Linked DNA regions of Homo sapiens: region 2 is linked to region 1. A link is a loop called in an ENCODE intact Hi-C map of the cell type or tissue named here. Cell type or tissue: body of pancreas. All regions are shown on one strand. Links, peaks and the distances in the headings refer to the core of each region. The heading gives the core; the rest is flanking DNA.

Region 1 (2,822 bases), core at 78-2,577:
AGGGCAGCAGCTTCTTGGCATTAGCTGATGTTTGCCATGTAGGAATGCGGACCCAGTGTCTCCAGATCACTGGATTTTTCCAGAAGTGCTAGAAATCAATTTTTGTGTGAAATATTTACATGTTTAAAGTTAATGCAAAAACATTTTTTTTAAACTCTACAGGACCAAGCATAGTATTAATGCACGCTGGAGCCAGTCTTTTGTGCTGTAAAGGATAATTTCTTTAGAAAATAATACATGCCAATTTGTAATATTTATCGACAAGGTTTCCAACTAGAAAAGACATTTCTATCTCAGTGACCTCCCTCATCTTGCCGCCTCAGAAATCTCTGCTTCAGATTAGCCTCTGAATGAGTTGAGAGAAACATCTATGATTCTGCTTCTGCCAAACAGAAACTCAGAGAAGAGGCCATTTTCATGGGAATCAGACTATGTCTTGATTTTTTAGTCAAGAAACAGGAATGTCCCCAAAAACCTAAGGAAAGGGCAGTTTATTATGAGCCTACAGAGTAACTCCTGGAAGCCAAGTTCAGAAGGTCACTAGACATTATGAATGTCAAGGTTTGGGACAGAGAGACTTGAGGACTATGTAGGACAATGCTGTCCCGTATGGTAGCCACTTGCTACATGTGGCTATTTGAGTTTAAATTTAAATTAATTAAAATTAAATAAAAAATCCTTCAGTGGCACTAGCCGCATTTTAGGTGCTCAGAAACCACATGTGGCTAATGGCTACCATACTGAACAGTGCAGATTGTAGAACATTTTCATCATCACAGGAAGTTCCATTGGACATTGTGGATAGAGTGTCAGGGGACATAAAGTGGGAGGTCTAGTTAAAGGTTAAACTAAATGATGGTGGTGCCTGAACTGAAGGATTGTCAGGAGGGCACATTGAGAAGGATTTCAGAGTTACTGAGAGGTAGCATAGTTCAGGGATTAAGAGCAAGGATTGGGTCAGATGGTTCCTGCTTTACCTTTACTTAGCTGTATGCTCTCAGACAAGGTACTTAAGGCTCAGTTTCCTAGATGATAAGTGGGGATTATTGAAGCCTTGGGGATGGATGCAATATTGCAGGAAAATAGGTAGAATGAAAAGAGAGGAGGGTGAGACAGCAATCAAAGAGAATGCCGCGGAAGCTGGCACTGAGGAATGGCCATCAGGGAAGGCCTTGGAAAGAGATGGGTGCTCACTGTGTTTCAAAAGATGAGTGGATTCTGGATCTCTAAGTTGATCATTGTCCACATATGGACAGCACATTGGATCAGGAGCGGGCAATGGAGTCAGACCTGGGTTCAGTGTCACCACTTTCTAGCTGTAACTAGATATGCAGCAGTTAGCACGCAACACCCCATTACCTGGACCATTGTTTTCTTAGGTACAAAATGAGGATAGAAATAGAATTTATCTCAAAGTTTGTGAGGATTAAGGGATATAATTCATATGAAGTTGTAGTAAGGGGCCTGATAAGTGGTAAATACTCAATAGATGTTAGTGTTTGTTATTAGAATCCATCCTTGAAAGGTGAAAGTTCAATAGAGTATCATGGTAGACATGGGTTGTATAAATATGAAGAATTTTCACCAAATATATATTATGAAAATACCCTGTCAGAAATTTAGAATGTGAAAGAAATAATTTTGGTAGAAATGGAAAGTTTCACATTACATAATTATTACCCGTGAAACTTATTACCCAGAGCTTTGTAGAGAAATAAGTTTAAGTAAAGTTTAGAATTTTGAATTCATTGATGATATATCCACACTGCGTGATGAAGGAGAATGCAAAGGGTATTTGGTGCATCTGAGAGAGCATATTAAGATTCAAGAGCCATTGTAAATGTTCTCCTTGGGGACGAATGGTCACATGCCTTATAGGAAATGGGAAGAGGACTTTGCCAGCATTTTATTATGATGAGTTGCTTCCAGGACAATTCGTCTTTCATTGTCACTGTATGAGATTTTCCTTCTCTTTCATTCTAACATCAATCGCAGTTAGTCTCTACTCACTTTAAATAAAAAAGCACAATGCAGAGATGGCAAAAGGCAGTGTTGGATGGTGAAGAAAGCCAGTAACATCTACTTGGACTATATCCCAGCTCCTCCACTGACTAGCTGTGGGACTTCTCTCAGAGAAATTAAGTCATTTTAGAAATGTGTCATGGTGTTGTGAGGATTAAAGGACAAGTTATATGTAAAGCTCCTAGCACATGATAGGATTTTTAGATATTACAGAAATGCTTTAATTCAGTTGGTATCTCTAATTCAAAAATTTCGATTTGATTTTTGTTGAGGATTTTGTGTACCTGGTCTCAAGTACAGCATCAGGCATGTTGTAAGCACCTCAGTAACTGTGCATTAGATTAATCCAAGAATTTATCTAACTCTTTGTATATTTGGAGAAGAAATTACCTATGCTGTTATTTCTATTGCTTTTTTTATCTAAAGTGATATATCCAGGTTAGATGCTTTTATAACTAGGTATTTGGGAAACAAATATTGTAAATGGGAGCTATTATAATAATCCAGAACTTGGATTTTAAAAGCAACAGTGTGGAAAATTTACCTTTCACAATGAAACTGGCATTTGACCTTTTATTAACAAATATATTTTGTTCATATCAATGGAATATGAACAGCAATGTCACAACATGCCTATACATGCAATATTGTAATAAGTAAATATTATTGTATTTAGAATTGTATTAGTTAAAAAATTGCAAATGTAATAAGTCCTGGAATGCACAGTATGTCACTGTATTTTCTGCTTTATAATATAAATATTTATTTTATATAGTAAAATGGAAAGACATTTTCCAGTG
Region 2 (2,822 bases), core at 229-2,728, 120 kb after region 1:
TCCTCACATATTTTCAGTAAACTGAAAAACTGCCCCTATAATCTTGATTTCATTCAGATTCAGCCTTTTAGTGAGAGCATTTGGTTCTCACCAAGTGTGCTTCATAGAGCTTCCCATTATAAGGCACATGGCATTGGATTGTCGCCCTTTCAGTTATGCTGAGATTGATTGGCAGTTCGGGTGGTGACAGCCAGATCCCTGCAGCGCCGTCCTCCATACCAGCCTTTTAATAGTTTCATCCGTTGCTGAGCTTTGCCTGAACACTTTTTCGTTAAGGTTGCTAAATGGTGATTTTCTAATCCTATCATATTTTTCCCATGTATTTGTTGGAATCCTAAAGGATAACTTCCCCTGCCTCATTAGCTAGGGCTATTTGGTTACCCTGAAATACAATTATTATAGGAAAAGCAAGATAAATTCTTATATCTGTCTTTTTAGTTCCTAATTTTCAGAGTACAGATTTGGTGCCCTGCTCACCTTTAATAGGAATCTTTTTTTTTTCTTTTTGAGCACTATTATGAAATCTTAGGTTGGTTGGTTGTTTTTAAATAATAATATGTTCAGTATATATCAATAAACTGCCATCTTTTTATTTTATGTTCAAATTATCCTATTTTTGGCCAGTAATAGCTCCATTAAATGGGCTCCAATGTCTTTTTTAACTTTTTTTTTTTTTTTTTTTTTTTGAGATGGCGTTTCACTCTTGCCATCCAGGCTGGAGTGCAATGGCACTATCTCAGCTCACTGCAACCTCTGCCTCCTGGATTCAAGCGATTCTCCTGCCTCAGCCTCCCGGGTAGCTGAAATTACAGGCACTGACCACCGCGCCCAGCTAATTTTTTGTATTTTTAGTAGAGACAGGGTTTCACTATGTTGGCCAGGCTGGTCTCGAACTCCTGACCTCGTGATCCGACCGCCTCGGCCTCCCAGAGTGCTGGGATTACAGGCGTGAGCCATCGCACCCAGCCCAATTTTTATTTTTTAAAGATTATTTTTTAGAGCAATTTTAGGTGCACAGCAAAATTGAGCAGAAAGTATAGAGATTGCCTGTGCACCTCATGACCTCCACATGCATGGCCTCCCCATTACCAGCATCCCCCGCCAGAGTGGTATGCTTGTTAACAATCAGTGAACCTACATTGGCACGTCACTATCACCTGAAGTCCATAGTTTAGGGTTCACTCTTGGTGTTGTACATTCTATGGATTTGGACAAGTATATAAAGACATGTATCTGCCATTGTAGCATCATATGGAATAGTTTCACTGCTCTAAATAGCCTCTGTGCTCTACCAGTTCATCCCTTATCACTGTGTCTGAAATAAGCCCACTTAGCCTTCAGTAGCTTCCTTGCCTTCTGACTCAACATGTCTCAAGTTCATCTTGTACTTTTCCTGTCCCAATCCTGGAATCAGCCATTTTTTTAGTGAGGAACAATATTCAGAGATAGCTAAGAAGTATATATAAATGTGTGTGTATTTTTTAAAAGAGAATAAATCATAAGTTCATATAATATTTCTTATTCAAATTTAACATTATGGGATTTTTACTTTTTGGTTTTTGCACTTGATTCTTTTATCTTCGGCTGAAAATCTTGGTTGTTAAAACATTGGCATAGTTCCTCATTTGGTTTATCCTACGGTTTATTTAAATGGTTCCAAAATAATGAGCAATACTAAATAACAATAAGACTACTGAATGAGATTTTAGATTTCTTTGCAACTCTCTTTGTCCTTAGAATATATTCTACCAGTGATGGGGGCGAGACTTCCCCCTTGTCATAGTTCCCATTTGGAATCCTGTAATATTTTTACATATTAAAAATACATAAAATTTTTGCTCAGGCATGGTGGCTCACACCTGTAATCCCAGCATTTTGGGAGGCCAAGGTGGAAGGATCACTTGAGCCTAGGAGTTTGAGACCAGCCTGGGCAACAAAGTGAGACATTGAAACATTGAAAATGTTGTGTTTTAAAGGCACTCGAAATTGTTCTAATTATGTGATTATGTCACCAATTTGATAGGTTCATTCATTTTACTTTGTTTTCAATTTGGGGGATTTTTTGAGATATATATGTGTATGTATATACATATGTGTGTGTGTGTGTATATATCTATATATACACAATTTTTTTTTTTTTTTTAAGACAGGGTCTCACTGTGTCACCCAGGCTGGAGTGCAGCGGCTTGAACATGGCTCACTGCAGCTTCAATTTCCTGGACTCAAGCAATCCTCCTGTGTCAGCCTCCCATGTAGCTGGAACCACAGGCATGTGCCACCATGCTCAACTAATTATTTTAGTTTTTGTAGAGATGAGGTCTCACTTTGTTGCCCAGGCTCAAGTGATCCTCCCTCCTTGGCCTCCCAAAGTGCTGGGATTACAGGCATGAGCCACTGTGCCTGGCCACAAATTTTTGTACCTTTTAATATGTAAAGATTTTACAAAATTCTAAAATAGGAACTATGACAAGGGAGAAGTCTCACTGCCATCACTGTCCCCTGACCTTGCCACTTTTGTTAGATCTTAATCCCTCTAGTGCTTCCCTTTCTAAATATGAGTGCATACATGCACATGCACACACATACATACACATTTGTATTTCTCTCTGTTTCTTACACAAAGGTAGTATAGCTTATAAACTCTCATATGCGTTGGCTGCCCCCTCCACACACACTTGATAATATATCCTGGTGTCTGTGTATAAAGATCTCCATTTTTACCCCAGCTGCATAATATTCTATTGTGTGGATGTAGCATAGTTAATTCAGTAAGTCCCTTATTGATAGACGTTTGGGTTATTTTCAAACTTTAGCTATTAAAA

What was found. A loop is a pair of places that touch in the nucleus more often than their neighbours do. Peaks named below come from ENCODE experiments on the same cell type or tissue, not always from the same donor. Only the 100,000 strongest peaks of a DNase experiment are listed, where the experiment ranks them.
Region 2: it touches region 1 in a loop (2.3-fold over the local background); 14 of 110 quality-filtered maps call a loop at or near these places.

What each region holds. Positions count from the first base shown.
Region 1 is chr13:51,603,973-51,606,794 of GRCh38, forward strand. The region is part of intron 1 of WDFY2 (WD repeat and FYVE domain containing 2); the gene reads left to right. Among named protein-coding and RNA genes, the nearest start is that of WDFY2, 21 kb to the left of the region's middle. In body of pancreas, for the core only: no CTCF peak of the experiment used is centred there; no DNase peak of the experiment used is centred there.
Region 2 is chr13:51,723,569-51,726,390 of GRCh38, forward strand. The region is part of intron 5 of WDFY2 (WD repeat and FYVE domain containing 2); the gene reads left to right. The region is part of intron 1 of LOC124903177 (a long non-coding RNA gene); the gene reads right to left. Among named protein-coding and RNA genes, the nearest start is that of DHRS12, 79 kb to the right of the region's middle. In body of pancreas, for the core only: no CTCF peak of the experiment used is centred there; no DNase peak of the experiment used is centred there; H3K27ac peaks cover 1,022 bases.